2 separate regions of the Homo sapiens genome follow, and region 2 is linked to region 1. A link is an interaction called in ENCODE POLR2A ChIA-PET data of the cell type or tissue named here. Cell type or tissue: Caco-2. All regions are shown on one strand. Links, peaks and the distances in the headings refer to the core of each region. The heading gives the core; the rest is flanking DNA.

Evidence for each region. Peaks named below come from ENCODE experiments on the same cell type or tissue, not always from the same donor. Only the 100,000 strongest peaks of a DNase experiment are listed, where the experiment ranks them.
Region 2: POLR2A ChIA-PET joins it to region 1 with 5 read pairs; 4 of 35 experiments call an interaction of 5 or more read pairs at or near these places.

The regions. Positions count from the first base shown.
Region 1 is chr11:107,833,413-107,836,332 of GRCh38, reverse strand. The region is part of intron 1 of SLC35F2 (solute carrier family 35 member F2); the gene reads left to right. Among named protein-coding and RNA genes, the nearest start is that of SLC35F2, 24 kb to the left of the region's middle. RefSeq lists an enhancer at 2,479-2,920. In Caco-2, for the core only: no CTCF peak of the experiment used is centred there; DNase peaks (open chromatin) are centred at 1,112 and 2,194.
Region 2 is chr11:107,998,626-108,001,545 of GRCh38, reverse strand. No RefSeq gene overlaps it. Among named protein-coding and RNA genes, the nearest start is that of CUL5, 8.8 kb to the left of the region's middle. In Caco-2, for the core only: a CTCF peak has its summit at 1,556; a DNase peak (open chromatin) is centred at 1,555.

The sequences.
Region 1 (2,920 bases), core at 173-2,672:
TTTAGAGCACAAAGAAATAAGAACACCTAGATGTTGGTGAAAATGTAAGCAATAGTTCTACAGCTTTCTAGAGCTCATGAACAGCAGGGAAACAAAAAAGAAAAAGAAAAAATGTAAGTGATAATTCATAAAATGTCAAGGAAACCTTTACTCAACTTTCACCCACAATCTTTTACACATACTCAGTGTTTGAAATAATAAACCAATAATTGCTACTGACTGTTTAGGTTATACCACAGATTAGAAAAATACTGATTCCTTTGGATGAGCTGCATGTTCAGGCTCCATTCATGCTGGAGAATTTACAATGCTGTCCGCTTTGCTGGGATGACAATTCCTATAGCCCTTCTCTTGACCCAGACAACTTGTCTTTATTCTTCAAGTCAAGACCTTATGAATAAGGCTTTCCATGAATCCCAGATTTGGTTAGATCTCATCCTACCTTGTACATCTCTTTGTTCACCCTCACCACATTTGGAATTGTTGCTTTACTATTCTTCTTCACTGCTGTATTGTGAATTCCATGAGGACAGGGGCTCCGTTTCTCTGCTCCCATAGCTTGACACAGTGTTAGGATCTAAAAAAAACATGCTGAATTGAATTGGGTACCATTAAGGAGATGGTAATAAGAGTCATTGTGTTTGGGAGGCTGAGGCAGGCAGATCGCTTGAGTCCAGGAGTTCCAGACCAGTGTGGGGAACATGGTGAAACCCTGTCTCTACTAAAAATAAAAAAATTAGCTGGGCATGGTGGTGTACACCTGTAGTCCCAGTTACTTGGGGGCTGAGGTGGGAAAATCACTTGAGCCCAGGAGGCTGCAATGAACCCTGATTATGCCACTGCGCTCCAGTTTGGGCGACAGAAACCTGACCCTGTCTCAAAAAAAGGAAAAAAAAAAAGTCACTGTGGGCTATTGAAGCTGCCTTCCAGGTTCGGACTATTTCCACTAAGCAGGGAAGGGAAATTCGCACACATTCCAGTCTCTAGGTAAAAATCTTGAAGTGGTGTGCTACTGCAAAGTCCTCTCTTGAAAAAAGACACAGGTATAACCTCTGATTTGATTGTTTTGAGATAGATGACCTCCCGCAGACAAGGCTGCAGTTTACCAGGTGTACTGTGTTCAGCCTGTAGGTGTAGTTACCTTCAAATACCTTAAGTGGCTGTTTGCTCTTGCTCCACGCTTTTCTGTTTTTGCATGTGAGTGTGCGTGTTAATGATTTAAGGCATTGATTGTTGGCCTCTTTAACTAGCACCCGTTTGATTTTCTGCGTAACTCTCTCTCATTTTCTACAGGACTTGATATTGGTAGCTTTTATCTTATTGGCTATGGGATGATATTATGATGGTTTACAGTTGTCAGGTATTACAGGAGTTGTATATTTTGTATATTTCAGTAGTGTGGACAATATGATTGAAGTGTGTTAGGATATTTTTGCATACAGAATTCCAACTTAAATGTATAATAATTATAATTCCATAATAACTGAATCTGTAGTCATGCAATATGTTATGTATTATAAAATGTATGGAAAAATATACTTAGATATGAGTATATATGATATGAGTATATATGATCAGATAAAGTTTGGGCATTTATAGAGAGAAATCGCATTAGCCTGTATTTTTACGGCTGTGGAAATCTAGCCTGTGTTTTTGTAGCTTCATTCATTTTATTTTTCTTTGAGATGGAGTTTCACTCTTGTCACCTAGGGTGGAGTGCAATAGCGCGATCTCGGCTCACTGCAACCTCCGCCTCCTGGGTTCAAGTGATTCTCCTGCCTCAGCCTCCCAAGTAGCTGGGTTTACAGACATGCGCCACCACACCCGGCTAATTTTGTATTTTTAGTAGAGATGGGGTTTCACCATGTTGGCCAGGCTGTTCTCGAACTCCTGACCTCAAGTGATCCACCCACCTTAGCCTCCCAAAGTGCTGGGATTACAGGGGTGAGCCACCGCGCCCAGCCGCTTCATTCATTTTCGTCAACGTTTGGATGCATCCTCTATTTGGAATTTATTTTGTAATGCCTAACCTTGTTTTTACTCTAACTCGCTACTTTAAATTTTCCCTGTTTGTCTCTTTAATCACCTAGCCTTGCTTCTCCTGTAAATAAGACTCTCTAGCTGGGAAAGCCGGACAAACTCCAACTGACCCCTTAATTTACAAGACACTAAGGGCTCCTTACCCAATCCCCTTCCGCAAGGAGTTAACCTGTGTAAGTAGATCCTCAGCATTTCAAAGGAGCCCAATTAACTGATAAGGTACTGAAACAAACAATGTATGAAGTTCCCAGGATTTTACACAGAGATAACAACATAAAGCCTTGAGTCCGTGTCCGGCATAGCATCTATATCTAACTCTAATGAAAGATTTAGAGCCCCACACCTGGTTCCGTTGCTTTTTTGTAACCATTTGTCTTTTTAAATTGTTTATCTCTCTGTAACCATTTGTTTCTTTGATTCTTGCATGTTTTTACTTCTGTAGAATTATTGCATTTAACTTCCCCTCCCCTTCCTAAACCAAGGTATAAAAGTTAATCAAGCCCCTTCCTTGGGGCCGAGAGAATTTTGAGCGTTAGCCATCTCTTTGGCTGCTGGCTTAAATAAAAGACTCTTAATTCGTCTCAGAGTGTGGCGTTTTCTCTAACTCGCCTGGGTGTAACAATTTTAACAAGAGTCATGTAGGAGGGAACATGGTTAGCAAAAGCACTCTACTTAGTGCCAGTAGGTTTGTATTTTGCTCCTGATTCTGATACTTTTGAACAGCATCAGTTAGGCAACCCATTTCACCTCTCTCCTTTTTTTTTTTTTTTTTTTGAGACAGAGTCTCACTCTGATGCCCAGGCTGGAATGCAGTGGTGTGATCTTGGTTCACGGCAACCTCTGCCTCCCAGGTTCAAGCTATTCTCCTGCCTCAGCCTCC
Region 2 (2,920 bases), core at 192-2,691, 170 kb before region 1:
TAATGACTAATTTGGAGCTATTCTTCTCTAACTCTTGTATAGTCACTTACCCTTTCAAGAGTCTTCGTTTGTTAACCAATCGTTAACCAGTGCCTAAAGCTTATGCCTCAATTATATTTGCTATAAATATTTTCTATAAATAATGATATATTATTTAATTCAAGGATGAATTAAATAATATGGGGCTTGGCTGGTCATGGTGGCTCATGCCTGTAATTCCAACACATTAGAAGGCCAAGAAGGGAGGATCACTTGAGTTCAGGAATTCAAGACCAGCCTGGGCAACATGGTGAAACCCCATCTCCACAGAAAACACAAAAATTAGCCAGGCGTGGTGGTGCATGCTGTAGTCTCAGCTACTGAGGAGGCTGAGGTGGGAGGATCACTTAAGCCCATTAGGTCGAGGATGCAGTAAGCCGAGATTGTGCCACTGCACTCCAGCCTGGGTGACATAGCGAGAACCTGTCTCAAAATAAAAATAAAAATAAAATAATATGGGGCTTATACTATTCTATTTATATAACAACCCCAAATACTGAAAAATAACAAAAGTGTCTAAAAATTTTAAATATTGCAAAACCACATCCTTATGCACCACCAGAGTTATCAATTCTTGAAAAAAACAGTGCTTAGGTATATGGTTTTCGGAAAAAATGGATTTTTTTTTTTTTTGAGTCAGAGTTTTGCTCTTGTTGCCCAGGCTGGAGTGCAATGGCGCGATCTCGGCTCACCGCAACCTCCCACTCCTGGGTTCAAGCGATTCTCCAGCCTCAGCCTCCCAAGTACCTGGGATTACAGGTGCGTGCCACCATGCCCAGCTAATTTTATATTTTTAGCATAGATGGGGTTTCGCCACGTTGGCCAGGCTGGTTCAAACCCCTGACCTCAGGTGGTCTGCCCACCTCAGCATCCCAAAGTGCTGGGATTATAGGCAGGAGTCACCACAGTCAGCCACAAATGGATATTTTAACCAACCCGATGGGCTGACCAACTTGCACCCTGTGGATTTGCTTAGGGCCGGTTTATCTTCCACTGTATTAGCTAGTGTTGTTGATGGATGTAACTGGGACTAGATGCAGGTCTTCCAAATTGTGATCCAAGGCTTTTCCTGCCTGAAGGATGGTTTCAGAGAATAAAATCAAAGAAAACAGCGACCAAAATGCTCAGGGCATGCTTCTCTTGTCCTGTGAGGTGGACCCTTCACTTCTGAACCTTCACTTCACCTTTCCTGTGGCTGCCTCCGACCCTGGTTCCTCTGTGCCCCTGTCTACAACTGTGGACTCGCTCCCACAATGTACCCTGACTCTTCACATGGGGCAGGTGGTTAACCTGAGATGGTTCTAGGTTTTCTGATGTTTTTACTGGATGTGTTTTCTTATCCTCTAGACCTGTTTGCTCCAGTGACTAAGTCAAGCTCACCCCTCTCCTTTCCTCTGTCAGTAAATAGATTTTCCAGCCGCTGGAAACTCTCCTTGGAAAGAATGCAAGTCTGAGGTTTTCAACTCCAGGCTCCTTAACCTCCCACTTTGGTGCCCCCTCAGTGGCCACGGTTGGGTTTGCAGCAGCTGGGATGGGTGGTGTTCAAAACTCTATTTCAACAGCTACCCCCAGTGGAATATCAGTTAACTACACTGGCAAGAGCTACCTGAGATCAGGTTGACTTGGCTTAAGGAGAATTTCAGACAGACCCTCAAAGAAACACACGTACACAACACACATATACCAACACTTCTGATACTTGTTTCATTATCCATAACTGTTCACTTTTTAAATACCAGAAAAGACAAACAATTTATCTTGTCTAAGTGGCACTAAGTAGAAGAAACAAAAATGAGCAGCCGTTGGAGAATTATGACACTTTTTATTAATGCTATCATTTGGGAGACTTCATCTAACTAGAATTTTATTTTTAAATTTTATAATAATACTTTTTATTTATGCTACTATTACTTAAAAGCCTTATCTAACTTTATTTTTATGTTATTTATTTATTTATTTATTTATTTTGAGATGGAGTCTCACTCTGTCACCCAGGCTGGATTGCAATGGCGCAATCTCGGCTCACTGCAACCTCTGCCTCCTGGGTTCAAGCGATTCTCCTGCCTCAGCCTCCTGAGTAACTGGGATTACAGGCACACCACCACGCCCAGCTAATGGGGTTTCACCATGTTGGTCAGGCTGGTCTCGAACTCCTGACCTCGTGATCTGCCTGCCTCAGACTCCTAAAGGGCTGGGATTACAGGCGTGAGCCACCGGGCCTGGCATAACTTATTTTTAAATATGCTCAGTTCAGACAATTAACAAGATAAAAATGAACCATTTGAAAATAAGATTTTAGTAATGTAATTTACAGATTTACTTTTTACATGAAATTCAATTTCTTAATTGATTCATATCTGAAGTAAATTGTCAGAGTATTTTTGCTGTGCCAAAGCTATCTAATAGTTATAGTATAAAGGATGCATTGTGCTATACTTTTGCTTAGTAAACTACTTATTACTTATAAAATCAAAATACTGCAAGACTTCACAAGTCTAGGCAATGAGGTCACATCAACTTTTTTTTTTTTTTTTTTTTTTGAGATAGAGTCTTGGTCTGTTGCCCAGGCTGGAATGCAGCAGTGCAATCTTGGCTAACCGCAACCTCTGCCTCCAGGGTTCAAGTAATTCTCCTGCCTCAGCCTCCCTAGTAGCTGGGATTACAGGCGTGCGCCACCACGCCAAACTAATTTTTGTATTTTTAGTAGAGACAGCGTTCCACCATGTTGGCCTGGCTGGTCTCGAACTCCCGACCTCAAGTGATCCACCTACCTCGGACTCCTAAACTGCTGGGATTATAGGCATGAGCCACTGCTCCTGGCCCACATCGACATTAATACCTAAATTTTGCTGCTCCTTTTACTAGCCTCCACTTCCCCTAT